Regions from separate parts of the Mus musculus genome. Here regions 1 and 3 are each linked to region 2. A link is a loop called in an ENCODE intact Hi-C map of the cell type or tissue named here. Cell type or tissue: left cerebral cortex. All regions are shown on one strand. Links, peaks and the distances in the headings refer to the core of each region. The heading gives the core; the rest is flanking DNA.

Region 1 (8,470 bases), core at 2,061-7,060, 160 kb before region 2:
CTCAGGTCAACTTTGTACATCCCTCTGATGTGCTGGATCACCTTCTTCCTTTCAATGCCTTGGGAGAGTGATACAGCCTGGGTGATGTCTGCAGCGATTTTAGATATATCCTTGGATTTGAAATCGAGCCTCTGGAAGAGACTAAACCAACAAGATTGTTCCAAAGTTAAGTATTCACTAAACATTAAGTATCTGAACAGTACACCTCAGGCTGGGATACAGCTCAGTGGTATAGCATTTGACTAGCATGCTGGAGAACCTGAGTACCGTCTCCAGCATACCACATATATAGATATATGTGCACACAGATCAAACACACACATAGATACAAACACAAATTCATACATACAAACAAAGTAACCCCACAAGTTTCCAAAATCAAACCTAAAGAAAAAGAAAGAAAAGAGGCTAAGTGTCGAGCCCTGAACAGCGTGGGAAGGACAGGCCTCTGGAACACGGAAGCGCACCTTTGCTGGTTGTTGTTCACCGTTTTCTGCCATGAGCCTTTGCTCACACTCTCTTCACTTTCATACTTCTTTTGCTCCTAAAAGATTGAAACAGTAATGTATAAAACTTACTCTCTGTTTTCTTTTATTTTCTTTTTTTTGAGACAGGATTGTATGTATCTCAGGATAGCACTGAACTCCCTATGTAAGCCAGGGTGGCCATAAACACCCAATCCTCCTGTGCCACCTTCCCTAGTACTGAGACTACGGGTATATACCACCATACCCAAGACCTTCAGGTGAGCACTCTACAAGCTGATCTATATTCTGAGCTCCTAAACTTGCTATTTCTCATATAATATTGGCACTTAGTCTTACAAAGTAATTTCGAATCTAAGGTAGTAAGTTATTTTCAGAAGGCCAGACTATTTAAATAAATAAGCCACTTAGACAATATTATAATTTCCCTCTTATTTTGGTATAGTTTGAGTCATTAAAACCATAGCAAAATAATTAACTAGGTTCCCCAGCCTCCTGAATTTACATAGCTACCTGCTTACTTCACTTGCTTGTTAAAGAATCTTAAGTGCAGGTATGTTTCAATGTGCTTGTCACTACATAAATCTTTCCTTCATGGGGACAGAGAATTTGTAGCTCTTGCCAAGGACTGGGGTTCCCGTCCCAGCACCCCACGATGACTCACAACCACCTTAACTCCAATTTCTCCTCAGATCTCCAAGGTTACTGCACACATGTGATAAATAGACTTATATGTAGACAAAACATATACATATACATAAGATAAATAAATCTCAATAATAATCCTTCCTTCATTGAAGTCTATAGATAATGGATGACAAAAACCAAAGAGAATAGAAAGTTACCCTAAATAACTCTATTTTTCCTTTCCTGATCAAAAACTCATTAGCAAAAATTAATAATTGCAAGATATTATCAATAGTAAAACAATCTTTCAGTCACTGTGTTAAGTGTACTCAAAAGGATTTCCTAAAAAACAACTCTGATTGGTAGACTCACCTCTCTGATGATCTTAATGAGCTCTGGTTTGGAAGGGGCACTGGGCGGGATGCACTTGTGGCCACATAACTTTAGAGCATTCATAAGCAGTTCTGCTGTGTCCATTTCTTCTTCACTTAACTCATCCTGATGATTATGTATCAACTCTGACAAATACAAAACCAACTTGGCTCCATGCTTTAAAAATAAGTAATAAGGTTTTAGTTATAAAGAATTTTATTTCTTCTGTTTAAATTATTTAATAATAAATTTAATTATATTTGTAGTTTTGATTTTAAATTATTTAATGATAATTTAAATATATTTCTAAAGTTAGTTGGTTGGGTAAGATTTATTACAACTGTAAAAGACACGACAATACAGTAGGTGAAATTTAATAATGTATTAGGTATTTGATATTACAGAATTATTCCTAATTTTATTAAATGATAGAAAAAAGTACTTTTAAAAGTAATATAGAACTCCACATAAAACCAGAGACACTAAGACTTATAGAGGAGAAAGTGGGGAAAAGCCTCAATGATATGGGCACAGGGGAAAAATTTCTCAACAGAACAGCAATGGCTTGTGCTGTAAGATCAAGAATTGACAAAGCTTCTATAAAGGCAAAAGACTCTGTCAATAAGACAAAAAGGCCACCACCAGACTGGGAAAGGATCTTTACCAATCCTAAATCAGATAGGGGACTAATATCCAATATATATAAAGAACTCAAGAAGGTGGACTCCAGAAAATCAAAAAACCCTATTTAAAAAAATGGGCTACAGAGTTAAACAAAGAATTCTCACCTGAGGAATACTGAATGGCTAAGAAGCACCTGAAAAAATATTCAACATCCTTAATCATCAGGGAAATGCAAATCAAAACAACCCTGAGATTCCACCTCACACCAGTCAGAATGGCTAAGATCAAAAATTCAGGTGATAGCACATGCTGGCTGGCAAGGATGTAGAGAAAGAGGGACACTCCTCCATTGTTGGTGGGATTGCAAGCTTGTACAACCACTCTGGAAATCAGTCTGGCAGTTCCTTAGAAAATTAGACAGAGTACTAACAGAAGATCCAGCAATTCCTTACCTGGGCATACCCAGAAGATGTTCCAACTGGTAATAAGAACACATGCTCCACTATGTTCATAGCAGCCTTATTTATAATAGCCAGAAGATGGAAAGAACCCAGATGTCCCTCAACAGAGGAATGGATACAGAACATGTGGTACATTTACAAAATGGAGTACTACTCAGCAATTAAAAACAACGAATTCATGAAATTCGTAGGCAAATGGATGTATCTGGAGGATATCATCCTGAGTGAGGTAACCCAATCACAAAAGAACACACATGATATGCACTCGCTGATAAGCAGATATTAGCCCAGAAACTTAGAATATCCAAGATACAATTTGCTTTTATTGTTTGTTCTGTTTTGTTTTGTTTTTTTGAGACAGGGTTTCTCTGTATAGCCCTGGCTGTCCTGGAACTCTGTAGACCAGGCTGGCCTTGAACTCAGAAATCCTCCTGTCTCTGCCTCCCAAGTGCTGGGATTAAAGTCGTGTGCCACCACCATCCGGCACAATTTGAAAAACACATGAAACTCAAGAAGAAGGAAGACCAAAGTGTGGATACTTCACTCCTTCTTAGAATGGAAGGAGTTACAGAGACAATGTTCAGAGCGGAGATGGAAGGAAAGACTATCCAGAGACTGCCCCACCGAAGGATCCATCCCATATACAACCACCAAACCCAGACACTATTGCATATGCCAGCAAGATTTTGTTGACAGGACCCTGACATAGCTCTCTCTTGTGAGGCTACACCAATGGCAAATATAGAAGTGGATGCTCACAGTCAGCTATTGGATAGATCACAGGGCCCCAATGGAGGAACTAGAGAAAGTACCCAAGGAGCTGAAGGCGTCTGCAACCCTATAGGTGGAACAACAGTATGAACTAAACAGTACCCCTCGGAGCTCGTGTCTCTAGCTGCATATGTAGCAGAGGATGGCCTAGTCAGCCGTCAATGGGAGGAGAGGCCCTTGATATTGAGAAGATCATATGCCCCAGTACAGAAAAATGCCAGGGCCAGGAAGCGGGAGTGGGTGGGTCAGGGAGCAGGGTGGGGGAGGGGATAGGGGGCTTTCGGGATAGCATTTGAAATGTAAATGAAGAAAATATCTAATAAAAAAGAAAAGAAAATGTCATGATTTCTACAGTCTACTTTTAAAAACTAAAAAAAGAAATGACACCAATGTGAGAAAGACACTGTAAAATACTAAATCTACATTTAATATGAGGGTTATGTGGTAGTTACCATATTATTCTAATTCTCTGTGTGTATTAGGAACCTTTAATAAAAGGCTGACATGAAGCAATCTAGTTACTCAGCTTCTGGGGAGAACAAGTTAAGGAAAAATAGATAATAAACTGGGGATAAAGGAAAAGACACAACCACAAGCTAGACGAGAAACTTGTCTTTTAACCTTAAAGTAAAAGTGCATTTCCATTCCCTTTCCTCTGAGTTTCCCTCAGTAGAAGAAGGTGAGATGCCAACCCTGAGCCTCTCAGTTCCACATGAGTTCCAAGTGGAGGGCCAGTGTGGGCCAGGCTACGAACAGGCCTAAAGCCAAGATCAGAGTTCCTAAGGGGATGACAGCTGTCTTCTGAAGTGCAAACTTAAATCAAATTTTGGTTCCTAGTTTTGTTGGGTGGGCCTTCATGTTCTGTCTATCACATCTGTTTGTCACATGTACATAATATTAGACAATAATTATGCCAACAAACTGCACACATGTCCTTTACTTTAGAAATCTTCATTGATACAAACATGACTGAATTTAGCTTTATGGCATTTAAAAAAATGAATTGAATTAAATGTCAACAAATGGTTCTAGAAACGATTACATCTTAGATGATATTTAAACTAACATGCTGAATCATATGTTGCTAAAAGCCTCAGATGAACATAAGCAATAGTGAAAGCAGCAAAGCTTAGTTCAATGCAGCATTTTAAATTAGTCAGAAGACAGCTGCTACCTGACCAAAAAAGGAAAAGCAACAGATGCTGCGAGAATAAAAGCACTGAAAAGTTGGCAAATAAAAACGGTACACGACTGGAGTATTTTGCTACATGTCTTTAAAATAATGTTCGTTTTATAACATTAAAAATATTTCAGCTTAGTATTCAGTGACATTCTAAATTATCTTTTAAAAAGACACTATCTGGGGAACAGTCAGGAACACTGGCTTAGACCTCAGCATTGGCAGGCTGAGCAGGAGGATTACGACATGTTTCTGGATAGTTGGGGTGCAAAATAATAATATGCAAAAAATATCTGACCTCAAACAGTAAGTTGTGTCTAATATCTCATTTTAGTATCCTTTGATCAACACTTGATTGATGAGAAAAGGTGTTAGGATTCATGTGAAATGATCTTTTTTACAGCCCACAAAAACTAGACATCATGGGAGACAGAAAGATCACTTTAGCCAAATAAAGCCAGGAAAGAGCTGGTCTACCAGGAGTGTGGACACACCTGTGAGCACAGGTAAGATCATCACTACTTTTGCTCCAAGGGACCCACCCGGAGCCCTCAGGACACAGAAACCGAGGAGCAGCCTGGGAGCGAACCTTCCAGTTTCTGTATGTGCCAGGAGTTGATTCTGTGCCACAGTGCTACATACCCAAATACCTCCTGGAGAGAACTGGTCTACCAGGAGTACCGACACACAGGCTACAGTCAGAGACAGCAAGACCAGCTAACACCAGAGATAACCAGATGGCAAGAGGCAAGGGAAAGAACATAAGCAACAGAAACCAAGGTTACTTGGCATCATCAGAACCCAGTTCTGGTGGAACTGGGGTAACAAGAACTGATCTATGGTTCTGATTACCAGAGAAAAGCAACACTGATTTAAAATCACATCTCATGATGGTGATAGGGGGCTTTAAGAAGGACATAAATAACTCCCTTAAAGAAATACAGGCAAACACAGGTAAATAGAAGCCCTTAAAGAGGAAACACAAAAATCCCTTAAAGAATTACAGGAAAACACAACCAAACAGGTGAAGGAATTTAAGAAAACCATCCAGGATCTAAAAATGGAACTAGAAACAATAAAGAAATCACAAAGGGAGACAACCCTCTGGATAGAAAACCTAGGAAAGAGATCAGGAGTCATAGATGAAAGCATCACCGACAGAATACAAGAGATAGAAGAAAGAATCTCAGGGGCAGAAGATATCATAGAAAACATTGACATAACAGTCAAAGGAAATGCAAAATAAAAAAAAAGACTCTAACCCAAAACATTCAGGAAATCCAACACAATGAGAAGATGAAACCTAAGGATACTAGGTATAGAAGAGAGTGAAGATTCCCAACTTAAGGGCCAGGAAATATCTTCAACAAAATTATAGAAAAAACTTCCCATACCTAAAGAAAAAGATGCCCATAAACATACAAGAAGCCTACAGAATTCTAAATAGACTGAACCAGAAAGAAATTCCTCCCATCACATAATAGTCAAAACTTCAAATGCACAAAACAAAGAAAGAATATTAAAAGCTGTAAGGGAAAAAAGGTCAAGTAACATATAAAGGCAGACCTATCAGAATTACACCAGACTTTTCACCAGAGACTATGAAAGCTAGAAGATCCTGGGCAGATGTCATACAGACCCTAAGAAAACACAAATTCCAGCCCAGACTACTATACCCACCAAAACTCTCAATTACCATAGATGGAGAAAAGAAGATATGCCATGACAAAACCAAATTTACACAATATCTTTCCACAAATCCAGCCCTACAAAGGATAATAGATGGAAAATTCCAACGCAAGGAGGGAAACTACACCCTAGAAAAAGTAAGAAAGTAACCTTTTAATAAACACAAAAGAAGATAGCCACACAAGCATGCTCCCAGCTCTAACAACAAAAATAACAGGAAGCAACAATCACTATTTCTTAATATCGCTGAACATCAATGGACTCAATTCCCCAATAAAAAGACATAGACTAACAGACTAGATAGGTAAACAGGACCCAGCATTTTGCTGCATACAGGAAACCCACCTCAGTGACAAAGGCAGACACTACTTCAGAGTAAAAGGCTGGAAAACAATTTTCCAAGCACATGGTCCCAAGAAACAAGTTAGAGTAGCCATTCTAATATCAAATAATATTGACTTTCAACCAAAAGTTATCAAAAAAGACAAGGAAGGACACTTCATACTCATCAAAGGAAAAGTACCAACATGAACTCTCAATTCTGAGCATCTATGCTCCAAATGCAAGGAAGGGCACCCATATTCATAAAAGAAACTTTACTAAAGCTCAAAGCACACATCACACTCCATATAATAATCGTAGAAGACTTTAACACCTCACTCTTAGCAATGAACAGATCATGGAAGTACAAACTAAACAGAGACACAGTGAAACTAACAGAAGTTATGAATCAAATGGATCTAACAGGTATTTCTAGAACATTTCATCCCAAAGCAAAAGAACAGACCTTCTTCTCAGGACCTCATGGTACCTTCTCCAAAATGGTCACAAAACAGGCCTCAACAGATACAAGAGATTGAAATAATCCCATGCACTGTATCAGATCACCACAGACTAAGGCTGATCTTAAATACCAACAAAAACAACGGAAAGCACACATACACATGGAAGTTGAACAACGCTCTACTCAATGATAATTTGGTCAAGGAAGAAATAAAGAAAGAAATTAAAGACTTTTTAGAGTTTAATGAAAATGAAGCCGCAACATACCCAAACTTATGGGACACAACGAAATGAGTGCTAAGAGGAAAACTCATAGCTCTAAGTGCCTCCAAAAAGAAACTGGAGAGAGCATACACTAGCAGCTTGACAACATACCTGAAAGCTCTTGAAAAGAAGCAAATTCACTCAAGAGGAGTAGACAGCAGGAAATAATCAAACTCAGGGCTGAAATCAACCAAGTGGAAACAAAAAGAACTATACCAAGAATCAATCAAACCAGGAGCTGGTTCTTTGGGAAAATCAACAAGATAGATAAACCCTTAGCCAGACTAACCAGAGGGCACAGAGACAGTACCACTCTGGAAATAAGTCTGATGATTCGTCAGGAAACTGGACATAGTACTTCCTGAGGACCCACCTATACCACTCCTGGGCATATACCCCGAAAATACTTAAACATGTAATAAGGACACATGCTCCACTATTTTCATAGCAGCTATATTTATAATAGCCCAGTAGCTGGAAACAACCCAGATATCCTTCAATAGAGGAATGGATACAGAAAATGTAGTACATTGACACAATGGAGTAGAACTTAGCTATTCAAAATAATAACCTCACAAAATTTGCAGGCAAATGGATGGATCTAGAAAATATAATCCTGAGTGAGGTAACTTAGTCACAAAAGAACACACATGATATGTACTCACTGATAAGTGGATATTAGGCAAAGAGTGTAGAATACCCACGATACAACTCACAGACCACATGAAGCTCAAGAGGAAGAAAGACCAAAGAATGGATGCTTAAGTCCTACTTAGAAGGAGGAACAATATAATCAAGGGAAGTATAGGGTGGGAGGGATTTGGGAGAAAGAGAGGTGGGGAGGGGAAAAAGAGGGGCAGAATCGGGTATGGGAGGAGATGGAGAAGATGATGTACAGAGGGTCAGGATGTTAAACAGAGGTGTATAGCAATGGGGGATGGGAAACTGGGAGTAGCAATCAGAAAGTCCCAAATGCCTGGGAAGCAGGACCCCACGGGGATGACATTAGTTGAAATACCCAACAAAGAGGAGGGAGAACCTATCTAGACCATATCCAGAAGTTAGGCATGGCCCCTAAGTTGAGGGATGGGGCCAACTACCCATCTCCAGATTTTTAATCCAGAACTGCTTCTGTCTAAATGAAATACAGAGACAAAGAGTGGAGCAGAGACTGAAGGAAAGGCCATCCAGAGACTGCCCCACCTGGGGATCCA
Region 2 (8,470 bases), core at 1,218-6,217:
TTGCTCCAGCTCCCCTTCAGAGAGCTGAAATCTTTGGGTGTTCTGGCCAAGCCAGGCAGATCCCCAAGATAGTGCCTGGTACACAGACAGGCAGAGAACCTTAGGGAGTGTAGAGAAAATGGAGGACTGAGGGAAGACAGGCTCCACCCCTGAAGAAATGGCACTTCGTTGCATCAGAGGCTTAATCGCATGCAGGGGCAAACCAGATTGAGTAGCTACTTAGAGCATATGCAAAAATTGTGTCTAGCCAGGGCAACTCGAGAGGGCTGCTCTCTCCCTTCTCTTCCTTAATAAGCTCCGAGAGGACAGAACACATCTTTATTCCCCCCCTTAATCTTGTTACTGAAGTTGTCAGGGGCAAATCCTGAGCCCTGGCAAACCTAACAAGCTAGGCCCAGCTACCCAGCCTCATCAAGCTAATTGAGACAAGCAACAGTGAAAGGTGATGTTTTCAATGTGGCCACAATGGGAAAAAGAACAAAGGTCCAGTCATTCCTACAACACCGCTTAGGGGTCCAAACACATGGCTGGGGTTTAAATAGAGGGCAAAAATTTAAGCAGTCCTAATCAAGGTGTCATCTTGCCCATCTTGGATCTATCATTGCCTCTTGCACCAGTTTCTTCTGATGAGTGTGTGTGTGTGTGTGTGTGTGTGTGTGTGTGTGTGTGTGTGTGTATCAGAGAGAGAGAGAGAGAGAGAGAGAGAGAGAGAGAGAGAGAGAGAGAGAGAGAGACCTAATCATGGACTCCTAGGACATTCCAAATGCAGTAGACTGTTAGCCAAAGGGAAGGGCATGAGTATCTCTTTAGAATATATCTCCATTCCTCCAGGGATGGTTGCAGTCTCAGGGACTAGGAGCTTTGTCTAAGAGGTGTCCCCATTCCCAACATCTACTTATGTCCAGCACTCTCCACAGACCACATGCTACATGGTACCTGAGGATCCACGGTCGCTGCTCAAGGCAAGCACAATTCCTACTGACTCATTTTCCCTTGTCTGGCTGTTTCAAACCCAGGCTCCATCCCCACAGAGCAGGGGTAATGTGCCAGTGAAAATGCTGCTGTTTTCTGAAGCATGGCTTTGGAATGTATTCCAAGTGTTTTATGTAACAGTCTCTTTGGGCTCTCGCCACAACTCAGTGGGATTGTTAACGTCCTTATTTCAGATACCAGAAGCCAGGGGCACAGAAAGTTTAAATAATGTGATATAAGTCACCTAGCTTAGATAGGAAATCCAGGCATGTCTCTTGTCATGCCTGCACTAGACAATATTGTTTACCCATTGCTATGGTTTGAGTGTGATATGTCTTCGCAGCTCCCATGTTAAATGCTTGGCTCCCAGGTGGTAGGGTTGGGCTTAGGGAGGAAACACCATGACCAAGCCAACTTAGGGAGGACAGGCTTTATATGGATCATGCTGCACATCGTGGTTTATCATCAAAGTGAGGACAGGAACTCAAAACAGCAGAAACCTACAGGCAGGAGCTGGTGCAGATGCAATGGAGGGGTGCTGCTTACTGGCTTGCTCTTCATGGCTTGCTCAGCTTTCCAGGACTACCAGCCCAGGGATGGCAATATCCACAATGGGCTGGGCCCTCCCACATCAATCACTAGTTAAGAAAATGCCCTATAGGCTTGCCTAAAGCCAAATCTTATGGAGGTGTTTTCTTTTTCTTTTTTCTTTTTCTTTTAATTAAATAAATATTTTTATTAGGTATTTTCTTCTTCATTTACATTTCCAATGCTATCCCAAAAGTCCCCCTGTTTTCTTAAACGGGATTCCCTCCTCTTGAATGACTTTAGCTTGGGTCAAATTGACATAAAAGTCACCAGCAGAGGGTTAATTTTGTAAAGTTTTGAAAGGAGGGACCTAGCTAGAGAAGTCAGGTGGGTCCTTGGGAAATAGCTTGTCACTAGCTCCTTCCTAGAATCTATTTCCTTTCTGTCAGAGTCCAGTTCTCCTCCACCACAGCTTCCTCCCGCCATGATGCTCTCTCATGTACATGCAGCCAAGCACTCATGAGCTGAACCCTCTGGAACAATGGGCAAACCCCATTTTTCCTTCTTTCTTTTGTTTTGTCAGGCATCTCATGACAAAGATGTGGAAGTAGCTAATATGCCGGAGAACTCCGAGTGCACCAGAGATGAGCTGTGGAAAGCAAGGCGAGTTATTGACTTACAGATTGGCAAAAGTGTGAGAAACAAAAAGATGGTCAAGGTGGGGAGGGCCTGCAGGGAGATAACCCTGCCACTCCAATGGAGAAGATGATGGGAGTCTGTTCTTTTCTTTTTAACAAGAGTCAAAAGTCATTTCCTTACCCTCAGATCCAGAGGGAAACTCAACAGCATCAAACTACTGTTTTCTAAGCTGTTGGTCATTATCTGTGGTTGAGGCACAAGCCGCCTTGATCAGTTGTCACCAGTGCTTTCTTATTTTTGATTGTGTGAGTGTTCATGTGTGTGGAGCTACATATGTGTATGTAGGTGCTTGTACACACGTGCTCACATGCAGAGGAGGTTGAAGGGCAACTGTGAGTGTATTCCTCAAGTGCTGCTCTTCTTGCCTTTGAGCTACAGTCTTTCATCTTCCTGGAACTCACCACGCAGGTGAGGCCCAGGAATCTGCCTATCTACACCTACCTACTGCTGGGATGAAAGCTGGGTTTATAAGCCTGGACCACCATACCAAGCTTAGATCACACAGGTTCGGGAGACCAAACACAGATTCTTATACTTACAAGTATTTTATAGACTGGGTTATCTCTCTGCCCCTGTCCAATGTTTCTCTTAAAATAAAATAAAATAAAATAAAATGAAGCCAAGGAGAAAATAGAGCATCTGACACCTTTCATTTGGAGCTCTGAGAAATTATTTAACCCTATGTCTTGCGGGTGACATGTGTAGGCAAGCATGCATGTATTATGTGAGTGCATACATATGTGTGTCTATTGAGATGTGAACATTTTTGAAGCATCTGGGCCAGCCAGTTCTCTTGCAAAATGCTCTGCCATCTGGTCGTGCCTGTTTCCATGTGTGTTGGAGCTGTTGTTCCCTTACAGCTGATTCACTGAAGGTGTGAACTGTGTGATATTTCTGGAGAGCAGTCTGCCTGCTTGCATGGAAAACAGAACTGAACGTACAGTACACTTCCAGGAATGTCTCTTAAAGGAGAGGATGACAGGCAGACAGTGCAAAGACTTTCATGCAGTCAGCATTTCCAAAAGCAAAACAAACACCACCAATAACAAGAGCCTAAATAATAGTAAAGAGTAAATAAGCTACACTGTATTATTCTCCATCGTGTGCAATGAAGCACAGGACAGTGGAATAATGAGACTCAGATAAACCAGGCATGTGTATGTAGTGCATACCTACAATCCCAGAACCTGGGAGATAGAGGCAGGAGGATCAGGAGTTCAAGGGTCACCCATAAGTGATGCTTTGATCTCAGTACTTTGGAGGCAGAGGAGGAAGATCTCTGTGAGTTGAGGGCCAGCCTGAAAACTTGCGAAAAAGAAAAGAAATCCAAGGACTAGGGAGATTTCTCAGTGGACCAGGTGTTTGCTCACAGTGTGAAGACCTGGGTTTGGATTCCCAGGAGCTGTCTGTTCCCAGCATCTCTGTGGTGAGATGGGAGGTGGAGATGCTGATTAGCATGGTGTTTAAACAGGAGCAAACTAGTTGAGACTTACTTCAAGCAAGACAAAAAGCAAGGAATGACATGGGAGTGATCCTCTCACCTCCACATGGGTGCTCTGCCACCTGCATACCAGCCCTTACACATGTGCACACACAACAGTTTAAAGTTATCCTTCGACATGTGAGGAGTTTGAGGCTAGCATGAGCTATATAAGGCCTTGTCAAGGGGAGGAAAATGAGAGGCTTAAAAATAGTGAATTGCTCTCTGTGTGCTTTAGCAGGAAAAAAATGCAATTAGGAAAACTGTCAAGCTGCTGAGTTAAAATGAACGTTAAAATGCTGTTAATGAACAATTGAGAGAGGTAAAGATCATCTAAAAAGAGTTAAGTGGTGTTAAAGCAGGGTGTTTAGGTCTCCTAAAAGAAAAGCAGAGAGAGGGAGAGAGAGAATGAGAGAGAGAATGTAAACACAAATGGGGCCTCCTCTTGCATGGTATCCATGACACTCAGAGTGCATTCTTGTCTGAGAGATGTAATCCGAACCTATTTAGAAATGAACAGACTAATCCATGCTGAGGGGCATTCTGCAAGGGGCTCAGGGGCTTCGAACTTGTCCACATCACAAATTACACACATTCATGGAAAGAGGGAGAATTCTAGAATGGGGTCAGACCAGTCATCTTTCAAGGGCTCAGAAGTGGATAAGAGATGACCAAAGAGACATAATAACCAGAAAAGTGTACGCGAGGAAGACTGTGCGATAATTGGAGCGTTTGAGTGCAGGCTGTTTTGGATCCTGTTATTTTGTCTATGGTAATTGTGTGTTGGATGTTTCTGTCTCCCTAAATGAAGACTCTATTCCAGGGTTTTAAGAGGGAAAGGGATTTAGGTGAGGTCACGGGGTGGGGCCCTGTCCTTGCATGATCTCTCCTCCACCCCTCTTTTTGTATCTATTTATTTCTCTCCTATTTCTTCTCTTTTTTGTCTATGCTCTCTCTCTTCATCCCTTCCTCTCCTCTTACATGTGAGGATACAGGAAGACAGTGCCAAGAGCAAATCAGGACAAGGATCTTACCATGGCAATTAGCACCTTGGCCTTGGGTTTTCAACTTTGGGACTGTGGGAAAAAACCATAAGGTGTCTATGTCCATAGGCTGCAACATTGCAGTCAAATGCAAGCTGAGGGTTAGGCCCAGTGCTGCCTGCCAGACACTGCTTTGCTTTCAGTCAATTCTCTACACTCCAGGGCGTTTACAGTAAAAGCTGCGAAGGCTGTGGTTTATTTCTATGTGGTGCAATAAATTGCTGGTAAATGGTAAATAAATAAGAGGTGAGAGAGGGAGTGTGTGTGTGTGTGTGTGTGTGTGAGAGAGAGAGAGAGAGAAAGAGAGAGAGAGAGAGAATGCTTGAGCAAACAAAAGGCAATTTTAATAACAGGTGAATCTGGGGGAAGGTTATCCAGATATTTTTTGTAGCTTTTCTCCATCTTTAAAAAAATTTTTTTAAATCTAAGTATATGGGGCTGGAGTGGCTAGAGATGCAGTTCAATGGTAGAGCACTTACCTAGCATACACAAGGCCATAGGGTCAAACTCCCAACTGTCGCCTCCGATTCTGACCAGCAGAAAGGAATGACACACTATGTTCTTCTCAAAGCAGTTTATTCAGGAAGCTTTCAACATGCATGCAGGAATCTTTCTCCAGAAATCAATCTCTCTAGTAATCTTTCTAGTAATTCTCTTTCCGTCCCCAGTTGCAATCCCTTATATTACCCTTCAACCACGCCCCATCAGCTCAGTCCACGTAACAGCAGTCCATTGGCCAGAATCATTACTTGTCATATGGTCCGATCTTGCATCATGGTGCACCTGCGCAGTTCTCACGATGGTTGTGACTTATTTTCAGGTGTATAAGGAAGTCAGGTGCAAGTCATAAGACTTGGCTGCAGTCCCGGGCGCCATCTTGGGTCTGCTGCCTCACCCGCTCCTTACATCTCCCCCTTCTTTACTTATTGGCAGAGGGAATGTCTGTCTTAGGTTGCCCCCTGCAGCAATGCCCCATACCTGTCCTTGGGAGACAAACAGCATTGGTTTGATCCCTGTCTTAGGTTGGTGACACACCCAGGGAGTCTTACCTATCATTGACTACTTCTCTAGCATGCCAAGCCACACTTGAGGAGATTGTCCTGTTTCCACTGCCGCAAAAGCCTGTATCACCAAGGCTTGGGCTCTGCGCTGACGACTCTGCATGAGGCAGGTACACCAGAAGGCCAGGATGCTGATTAATATCAGACACAGGGCAAGTCCATCAATTCCGGCTCACTCTTTCAAGCTGGAGACAGCTGTCAGCAATCCAAAGCTTCTGCAACACCTGCGGATAAATTATTCACAGCCGAGGCAGTTTGTAAACAAAGTAGCTTGAACAGGCAAAGGTACAAAGCAAGGTATCCTAGTCACAACAGCCAAATGATATTCAGATGCATTCCAGCACATACTATAATAACAAATATCACTACTACAATTAACAACATTATTCTCATAACTACCATTATAAACAATAAACACAAAAGGAGGCCACATACAAACATGCGTAGCCTAAAAAGAAACATTCCTTCCTCCAGCAGATTGAAATACAGAAGTTTTAAACACATTAGAACCATTTAAATAAAAATTTGCATTGCCCCAGGCCCCTCCTACCACCATGCTTAAGGGGGAAAGATCAGTGCAACTAACATTCACCCCACATAACAACCATACATTAAAAGGATTACTAGCTCCTACTTGAGCTGGATTTTGATATGTCCAATTATACCCTGAAAAGGAACTATTATGGACTGTACCTATATAAGGGGGAAAGAAAAAATAATTCTTCACTGCCCAAGGTGGAAGGGAATCAGGAACACTCCTACAAAAAGGGGGGCCCATCTAGGTTGGGAGGGAATAGTGCCATTGCCCTTGGATATACTGACTGGCCACACCCCTCGAATCCAGGTAGCATTAGCTTTAATAGATACAGCTGAACACAATCACTCATCTGTGAAATATTTTGAATCATCTGAAAACACAACAATCCCTTTAGCTGAAGCTGCATAGATTCCTGCACTGGAGCTATATCTCCATCCCATGGTAAAAAAGGCAACTGCAGCGAAGCATTAGATGTAAAGAACCGAGGAAACACTTGGGCCGAATGCGTCAACTGGCATGGGTTTCGGGAACACAGACATAATTCCCCAACTCTTCAGTTCTCACTAGCGGAAGCATTCCCAGCCACAGGAACATCCACGTCCTCATCGTTCTGCTTGCCATGGCTTGCTCTGGTCAGCCGTTCTGGGACCCACAGGGGTTGCCGGTGATTCTGGGGAAACACACAAACAGACCCTCTCTCCTAAACCAACACTGGGTCAGGGCCCTTCCAACAACCAGTTATCCTTCCACATGACCATGCCTTTTGGAGAAATATCAGGATTATCGTGTCACTCAGCTGCACCATGCCCTTGTTTATCTTCATTCAAAATATTCAAAGTAAATAGGCAATGGCTAATCTCTCTCTTGGTGTGGACCCAGCAGGGGCAATCCCCCCCCCCTTTGTTTAATTAAACATTCTTTTAAAGTACGATGGGCTCGTTCAATAATGCCTTGGCCCTGAGGGTTGTATGGCAACCCATGCACCAGACGGATGCCCATCATCTGGCAAAAGGGAACAAAAGAGGCTGAAGTATAGGCTGGTCCATTATCAGTCTTTAGTTCTTTAGGCTGTCCCCAGGCACCCCAAGCCTCAAAACAATGTGCAATGACCTGGCGTGCCTTCTCGCCTGTCTGTAAGGAGGCAAAAATAATGCCAGAGGCTGTATCTATGGAGACATGAATATATTTTAACTTTCCAAACTCAAGAAAATGGGTAACATCTATTTGCCACAAATGTAGGGGGCTCAATCCCGGGGGTTAACCCCCACACTGACTTGAGGCAATAAAGGGGCACAGGTTTTGCATGCCTTCACAATCTCTCTCGCCCCTGCTCGAGAAATTTTAAATCGTGATGACAAAGTCTTTGAATTAACATGAAATTGTGCATGAAAATCACGTGCCAGAACAATAGATGAGGCCATTAAAAAGGCCATGCATTTTCTGGAAGCTTTATCAACTATATCATTCCCTTCTGCAAGGGGTCCTGGCAATCCAGTATGAGCACGAATATGTTGACTAAAAAAGGGTGAATGCCGATTCAAGATAATTCTTTGCAACTTAATAACTAATCCTCCAATGGTAGATCTCAAATTTATTTTGCCTACTATCTCCAAACACTGCAGCACATTTACAACATACTGGCTATCAGAAATCAAATTAAAGGGACCTGGAATTAATTCAAATACTTTAATCACAATTTGCAATTCAGTGACTTGTGGAGATGCAGGGGGAAACTGAATGGTAACTGGGGATGATCCTGTTATTAAATAGGCTCCTTGTCCTGTTTTAGAACCATCTGTAAAAACAAGAGGAGCATCTGGTAACGGATCTCTAGCAGTAATACGAGGAAAGATTACTGGATGTACTTTAACCAGCTGTAATATTGGATCCTTGGGGTAATGATTATCTCTGAGGCCTTGAAAACTACACCTCAAAATAGCCCAATTATCCTCCGTGGCTGTTAACACTTCAAATTGCTTAGCATTATGCGGTACTATTAGACTTTCAGGTGCAACTCCAAAAAACTGCATGCTTTACTGTATACCAATCAGAGCCAACTGAGCTACTGAGGCAGGATAATAAACAAGTGTCTTGGCTGGGGAGATTTTTGGGTGTGTCCATAACAGGGGAGCTCCCTGCCATAAAACCC
Region 3 (8,470 bases), core at 1,940-6,939, 67 kb before region 2:
CTTAAACCCTTGTAAAACCCTGTTAAAGATTTCAGTAAAGCATCCCTCATTCCTTCCCCATGGGATGCCTTCTGTGATGTTCAATGAAGACAGAACAAAACCCTTTGTTAGGGACAGGCACACAGCTAGGGACAGCACACACAGACACAGACAGATTCACAAGACAAACTTTAGGCAGTCACAGATTCATACTCATGCAATAGACAAAGGGTGGAAGACATAGAGAACATGTCTATGTAGAGAATCTAAATCTGGCCTTGATTTTGGTTAAATGACACCGAAGGGAAGTGCTTCTATTTATTTCCTTAATGTATTAACAATGTAATATTGGTGACTTGTAGTTTATGACTGATGTGTTCAAATCAACTACAAAAAGCCTATATACAAAACCTGTTTAGAAAAATGGCCATTTGAAATTGTAATATGTTTCAGTTTTTAAAGTATCCAAATAAATAATATTTTCACAAATAGGGCTATTTTTTTGTTGTTGGAGTAATGTGAAAGATACATAATGTGTCAATCACTTTAACACAAAGAGATTCTGAGGAAGTATGAAATCAGGAAGTTACTAATCGATGACCAACAGTAACATACTGATGAACAATTGTCTGATATGACGTTACCTGATCAATGATAGAATTTAGTTTGGTAAGTAACAGAAATCCTCGTCCATGGACAAGGTACTGTCCAAGAGTTGCCATGTGTGTCTCCTCTTCTTCTTCTTCCCTGGCTTCTGCCCTCTGGACCACTGCATTGCAAAGCTGGTTGACATCAATCAGAAACTCACGTGCCAATGAGTTGCTGTCCGTGCTCATGACAGAGCTATAAAATGAACAGGATATGAGAATTTTAAAAAAAAATGTACATTTACCTTTTAATATATGTGATTTCTGTAGACTTACTTAAAACTGCTATATTTCAGTTCCTAGCTCTCTACTATTCTCAGGAATAGCTCTGACCTTATTAGGTAATTCCTATGACAGTGCTAGTACCAGGTTTGAAACACCTAAACACAGTAGGCAGACATAAATGACACTGCGTGGGAGAAGACACTAGTGAGCAGTGGCAGTTCAGGGAGGGTCTGACTTTCTCTCTTACATAATAAACCATTACTTAGGAAAGGGTTCTTGCTTTACATGTTTAAAACAGATAAATGGCTCTTTTAACAATATAAACTGGAGGTTGCAGAAATGGCTTAGTGGTTAAGAACCCTTGCTGTTCCTGCAGAGGACCTAGATTCAGTCCTAGAATCCATATGGCAACTTACAACTGCCTTGTAACTCCAGTTCCAGGGGATTCAAGGTCTCCTTCTGGCATGTGCTACCACACCCAACTTGAATACACACACACACACACACACACACACACACACACACACAAACACACACATGTGTGCAGAAAAGATACTCATGCACATAAAATGAAAATAAATAAATATTAAGCTATAGGATAAAATACAACACAGAGTTTTCCTCTTGATACAATGCCGTCACTGTCTACCCTCCAGAAACCACTTAGTCAGTGCTGGAAGTGGTGGTTCCTGTCAGGTGAGTGCAGAAATTCAGCTGCTGAGCTTTTGCCACTTTTAGCCAAATAAAAGGCAATATGGCATTTAAGATTAAGGAAAACAGCAAGGTAAAACACACAGGGATGAATATAGAGGGAAAATGTATAAACATTCAGAAAACAAAATCACAAATGTATATTCAAAGAATTTCAGAATAGCTTTATCTATGGTCAGAAGTAATTTGGAAGGCTGGAGAAGGCTTAGCACTTAAGAATAGTTGCTGCACATGGAGGGACCCATGGCTCTGGCCGTGTATGTGGCAGAGGATGGCCTTGTTGGACATCAGTGGGAAGAGCGGCCCTTGGTCCTGTGGGGGTTCGATGCCCCGGTGTAGGGGGATGTCAGGGCAGGAAGGCGGGACTGGGTAGGTGAGTGGGGGCACCTTCATAGAGGCAGGGGGAGGGGAGACGGGATAGGGGGTTCCCAGAGGGGAGACCTGGAAAGGGGAAATTTTTTGAAATGTAAATAAAGAAAATATCTAATAAAAGACAAAAAAAGAATAGTTGATGCTCTTGCAGAGAACCTAAGTTTAGTTCCCAGAACCCACATGACAGCTAAGAACCTTCTGTAACTGCAGTTCCTAGGGGTCTGACACCCTCTTCTGGCCTCTGCAGGCAGCAGGCATGCACATGGTGCACACACATAAATACAAGAAAAACATTCATACATGTAACAGCTTTTTTTCACATTAGCTCTCTTGCTTTTTTTTTAATCTGACAAAATTTTAGTTATTGCATGTAACACAAGATTTTAAATACACATATATCTACTTACACACACTCTGGACTGGTTAAATCAAGTTAATTAGTGAGTTTAATTATGCTACACTTATGAGAACACTAAGGCCCATGGTTTTACACTTTAAAAGAATATAATATATCATCACTGACTATAATTACTATGCTGGGCAACAAGTTACCACTATCTACAAAATGCCAAAGTTATAAATTCTATGCAATATTCTTACAAAAGGTCCATCCTAATCACATTAACACAAATAGAGCACAACACTAATATGGCACTAAAGGTTTTTCTATTTCTATGTTGTACATTGTGTACATTACTTCCCAAGTTAAATGTTCGATATACTTGAATATTTTCCATCCATTCTGAGAATCAACTGAAAAGACAACCACATATTTTTCTTAAACTTTTCCAATATTTCACATACTCAGAAAAGTATACAGAAACATAATGTGAGCACAAATACAAAGGATACACATAAACTACACACAAGCATTTTTTAAAAGATCTGTAACATGAGATTGTAGCCAACACCCAGAATTTGTAAATGGTAGCACTGATGATATTGAGTTAAGTTTGTGAATATACATATGTGTGTGCACAGGAACCACGATTACATCACAGGAAACCTACACCCACACCGGCTGATACTTATCATTACCATCCATGTTTTTATAGTGTATACATGTTTACGGCTATGAAAATATTTACTACATAAAACTTTTATATAGAAAGTGTGTCGTAGGTATTTATAAGCACTTTTCCTGTTAATATTATTTTCTTTCCTTTAAACCAGTGGTTCTCAACCTTTATTAACAGCTCCTAACTATGAAATGATTTCTGTTGCTACTTCATAACTATAATTTTGCTACTGTTAGGAATCATAAATATAAATGTCTGATATGCAGGATATGTGATATGCAGCTCCTAGAAAGGGTCATCAACCCCAAGGGCTTATGACTCATAGTTGACAGCCGCTGCTTTGAATCGCCTAGCAGTATGTGCTATACTAAATCACAGCAATCTGCATATACACTTTCCTAGGAAGAATCTGTCTACTTTAACTATATAGCTCCAAAATTTTACCTGACTCAAGTCTTCTAACTGTTAATATTTATTATGTTACTCACCAGTCTTTCAGCACTTCTGTAACATTCAGCTTGTATATAATTTGGGTTCATGAACTAGATAAAACTGTCTCAGCATAAGGCTTCACCTATAAGAAGAAGATACAAATACATCAGTGGCAATAATAATCAAATAATGTTAATAAAGTTCTGATAAAAAAATCAGTAGCCTGTTTTTGTATGTGATACAAGTAACAGTCAATTAATTATTTGTAATCCCAAAACCACAGAAATCCTAGCCAGCAGAGGACCTCTGAGAACCACCTCACAGGTAGCTTTGCCTACCCACTCACCTGCTGACCCCTAATAACCTGCCACCTGGGAAAGGGGCAGAGCCCCACACCTTATACAGGGAGTACTACCCAATGGGCAACCCCACCCGACCACCCAAGCTGAGAATGAGGCAAAGCTACACATCTAGCACAGAGAGCACCAACTCCTAAATTAGTGCATCTCTCAACTGGAATCAGAGAAGCTTGTAGTAGACAGTAATTTAGCACAGGGACCCATAACTGGTCAATATGCAAAGAATATGAGATTGCGGATTGTTCAGCCACAAATGGGACATCTGTATCACACCCTTCCTCCCAAGACTCAGGGATGTAGGAAGGAGATAGAGAGATTGTGAGAACCAGAAGCAACAGATGCCTATAGTAAAACAGCGTTTTCCACAATACAACAGGAAAGTTTCACAGAGAAACTGACAGTGGCTGTGACTGAATAATCAAGACCTACACAAGATCAATGCAGACAAAACCCCAGCATGAAGAGGGGAGGTGGTCAGGAAGCTCCTCCCCTGAAGAGTTACAGGCAATGATGACTGCTAGGAGGCTCAGTCACTTTGCCTCAGGGATGCAGCACCTAAGAGGTTTCCTATGCTCCAGCAGAGGGCTCCACATCTATGTACACTGGCAACACTAAGTGACTCTGGGATTTTAAAAAAGAGAGAAAAACAGGGCATATGAAAACTGAGCATAGGGAATAGGAGTGGTGCAGATAAGGGAGGAGTTGGAAAGGAGGGAATAGAGTGTGGAACTGATCAAAACAATATATGCATACATGAAACTCTTTTTTTTAACTTTCTTTTTTATATATATACTTTTTATTAGGTATTTTCCTCATTTACATTTCCAATGCTATACCAAAAGCATACCTTCCCACCCACTCCCCTACTCACCCACTCCCATTTTTTGGCCCTGGCGTTCCCCTGGACTGGGGCATATAAAGTTTGCGTGTCCAATGGGCCTCTCTTTCCAGTGATGGCCGACTAGGCCATCTTTTGATACATATGCAGCTAGAGTCAAGAGCTCCGGGGTACTGGTTAGTTCATAATGTTGTTCTACCTATAGGGTTGCAGACCCCTTTAGCTCCTTGGGTACTTTCTCTAGCTCCTCCATTGGGGCCCTGTGATCCATCCAATAGCTGACTGTGAGCATCCACTTCTGTGTTTGCTAGGCCCCGGCATAGTCTCACAAGAGACAGCTATATCTGGGTCCTTTCAGCAAAATCTTGCTAGTATATGCAATGGTGTCAGCGTTTGGAAGCTGATTATGGGATGGAACCCTGGATAAGGCAGGCTCTAGATGGTCCATCCTTTTGACACAGCTCCAAACTTTGTCTCTGTAACTCCTTCCATGGGTGTTTTGTTCCCAATTCTAAGAAGAGGCAAAGTGTCCACAATTTGGAAATTCTTAATTAAAAAAAAAAGTAAAATAAAGAATAAATGCCTAGCTCTAAGAACTGAGTCTTCAAGAAAGAAATCCTGGAATATAGAGCTATAAACTTCATCACAGCACTCTTTCTTTTCCAACTCCTACTTCCAGATAAGAGACAAATTAACCACAAAGGAGAATGAGACAAGTATCAGTCTTCTAAACAGGGAAATCGAGGGAATGGTAGACTATCACCCATATATAGCTCAATGTTCTTACAGACAGCCAATTTATTACTCTCCTAGCAGGGTGAATGGTATTTGAAGATATAGGAGAACTCAAAATACCAAAACCAAATAATGATAAATTCCCACCAAAATTCATATTCTCAAATTCCTTGTTTTGTTTGAATTCTTGAAATGAAACTCAAAGTTTTCTGTGTATAATACAATGAAAGCTCCTTCAGAATGCTAAGGGAAATTTTGTGCTTCAGGGTGATAAGATGTTTCTGTTTATCTATCTGTATAGTTTAGCTCTAGTTTTACCTATAAGACATGAGAAAATGTTTCTTCATTAGTTACGGGCTTTATTTTTAATAACAAGGAATAAAAAATAAAAGTGATTTTCAACTATTTGAAAATACTTAAAATCCAAAGACTTAAAGACTGCCTTGAGTATCTTGGTGCACAGTCTTGATCACACATTATTATAAGCTCTGGGAAATAAAACAGACAGGAATGAACAAGAAATCATGCAAGAGTACACATATCTTTGTGAGAATTAGGGAGTAGGTGCAGGCCACACCACTAGTGAACAGTGCAGCAATAACTCAGTCAACATCCCACAGAAATCTAGATACAGTACAGCTGTAGCTGTACCTGCCATCAAAGGGGGCAGGGTGAGCTATATTATCTGGAATGAATTCTTCGTAGAGAACTGAGGCACATTACTGCTCGCCTTTCCTGTGTGTAAATATCTACCAATATTTTAAGATCATCTCTAGAATTTTGTGGGAATAATGTCAAGTTCACTAAAATCTATGGAATCTGCATTCCCTTAAATTTTCAAACACTGCACTTCCACAGCTTCTTACAAGTTTTCATGTTTATTGCAATTCCTCAAAGATTACCAGTTTAGCCAAAACATTAACAAATCTGCATGGAATCTGACCATGAGGTGTGAATTCATCTAGACTAGCCAGAGGTCCTAGATCTCCTCTCTTGCCTTGGGCTTCAATTTTCTTTTATGTTTCTTACTTTCATCTTCATTAGTCGGCCTACAGATCATTCTCTCCTAGTCAGAGAAAACGAAGAATGGAAGCTGAGAACTTTTTCTTATTCTTTGAATTCAATTACAGGGTCAGTTTGTTAACAATTTATTTGTAGAATGTGTTTTTGAGTCTTGTTTATGAATATTATATGGTTTCATATCCTTCTTCCTTCTGCACATGCTATTTTAAAATCAGTCTATTTGCCTCATTTATTTTCCTATCTCTTTGTCCTTCATGTATTTCCAGTTGTTCCATTAAAAACACTATGACTGCTATATGATTACTTTTGTTTCCAGAGTCTATATCCATGGCATCTTATTTATATTTTCTTTAAACCTTACAAACTTATTTTTTATTTTAATTTTATTATTATTGTATTTGAACATATGCCTTTGTTATTTTTCTATTGTTGCTAAGTGACACTATGACCAAGGCAACTTACAGACAAGTTTCTTGGGGCTTACGGTTTCAAAGGGTGAGCCCATGGCCATCACGACTAGGAGTATGGCAGTAGGCAGGCAGGCATGGCCCAGGAACAGAATCTAGCAGCTTATATCTGATCCACAAGCAGGAGGCAGAAAGAGTGCTAACTAGGAATGGTATGGTCTTCTCCAACTTCAAAGCTCACCTCCCTACTCTGACCCCCAGTGACGTATCTCCTCTCTCAAGTCCATACCTCTTCTTTCCAAACAGTTTCATCAATCAAGAACCAAGTATTCAAATATGAGCCTATGGCAATCATTCTCATCCAAACCATGTATGCACACATCCCATGGCATATATGTAGAGGTCAGAGGACAATTGTGTACAGTCAGTTCTCTTTCTACCTTTACAAGCATTCTAAGGATTGAATTCAGGTCATGAGGCTCATGTGGCAAATGCTTCTACCTGCTAAGTCATTTCTCATGTGCCTGAACCCCATACCTCAATTTGCTGTATCCCAGCTGTGGTGGCTAATCTTGGCAATTTTATTGAACTGTGAGACCAGAACTTCTGAGTATATCTGAGGCGTTTTCCAGAGAGAATTGGATCTGGAGGGTTCTGACCCAATCACTGGTTCAATCCACTGATACAGTCAAGGTTCAATGACAATCAGGAGGTAAAAACAAATTGTAGAAGGCAGAGCTAGCTGGAGGAAGTGGGTTGCTGAGGATATGCCCCTAAAGTAGGTATCTTGGCACTGACCCCTTCCTGTTACCTCTGCTTCCTAGTTACTACAAAGTAAATAGCCTTTCTCTAATATGATCCTACTGGCACGATTTTCTGCCTTACCTCAGGAACAAAAGCAATGAAACCAGATAACCATCAAGTGAGACATAAGACACCACAAACACAAATAAATCTTTCTCCTTTAAATTATTTGTCTCATTTGTCAGTGACAAGAACTAATTTAACACACCAGCCTGGTTCCATGTTCTTCCTGTTTATAATTACAGAACATCTAGTTGGTACTGGATTAAGAATACAAAACACTGGGTCAGCAAAATGGCTCAGTAGGTAAAGGTGCTTGCCACCAAACTTGATGACCTAAGTTTGATTCCAGGAACTCACAAGGTAGAAGGAAGGAACTGACTCCAGCAAGTTGTCCTCTGACTTGGATGCATGTGTCATGGGATACACATCGCCAACATATACAAATAAATAAATGTAATTTAAAAATAACATGTAAAAAGGAATATAAAACACACATGCACAAAAATCTGTCTCTACCACAAAAAGCTCATGATACACTGACAAAGGAAAGCCAGGATTGAGGATCCTTTAAACTGTTAAGGGCACCTGACCCAAATTTGAGTCCAGAAAGCTTCCTGAAAGAGGTGATCTTTAAGCTAAAGGAGCTTTAAGTAGAAGATGGACAAAAGTGAGGGAAAAAAGTATTACAGACAGGAAGCAGTTCCAGTTAAGTCACTGAGGACATTATACTGTTGGATATTGTAATTATAATTATATTAATTATCATTAGAATACAGGGGAAAGGAGGATGGAGTAGAAGGTGAAAATCAGAAGACTTTTGGCATTATACCAAGAACTTAACCTACTAGCTAGTGGGTCTCAGAATCACCCATACACTCTCCAATGTTACACCTTCAAAGACTTCAATCCCCTAAGC

Evidence for each region. Hi-C counts contacts between places; a loop is a spot of excess contacts. Peaks named below come from ENCODE experiments on the same cell type or tissue, not always from the same donor. Only the 100,000 strongest peaks of a DNase experiment are listed, where the experiment ranks them.
Region 1: it touches region 2 in a loop (12-fold over the local background); 3 of 42 quality-filtered maps call a loop at or near these places.
Region 3: a loop joins it to region 2, with 9 times the contacts of the local background. A loop is called at or near these places in 5 of 42 quality-filtered maps.

The regions. Positions count from the first base shown.
Region 1 is chr13:13,699,693-13,708,162 of GRCm38, reverse strand. It overlaps Lyst (lysosomal trafficking regulator), which reads right to left. Exons shown (of 53, transcript NM_010748.2): 32 at 1,485-1,661; 33 at 468-544; 34 at 1-141. Among named protein-coding and RNA genes, the nearest start is that of Gng4, 80 kb to the left of the region's middle. In left cerebral cortex, for the core only: no CTCF peak of the experiment used is centred there; DNase peaks (open chromatin) are centred at 4,156 and 4,518; H3K27ac peaks cover 194 bases.
Region 2 is chr13:13,541,580-13,550,049 of GRCm38, reverse strand. No RefSeq gene overlaps it. Among named protein-coding and RNA genes, the nearest start is that of Lyst, 45 kb to the left of the region's middle. In left cerebral cortex, for the core only: no CTCF peak of the experiment used is centred there; DNase peaks (open chromatin) are centred at 3,060, 3,665, 3,803, 4,263 and 1 more place; H3K27ac peaks cover 3,182 bases.
Region 3 is chr13:13,608,899-13,617,368 of GRCm38, reverse strand. It overlaps Lyst (lysosomal trafficking regulator), which reads right to left. Exons shown (of 53, transcript NM_010748.2): 2 at 3,442-3,527; 3 at 624-822. The coding sequence starts at 815. Among named protein-coding and RNA genes, the nearest start is that of Gm30836, 22 kb to the right of the region's middle. In left cerebral cortex, for the core only: a CTCF peak has its summit at 4,318 (motif pointing right); a DNase peak (open chromatin) is centred at 4,326.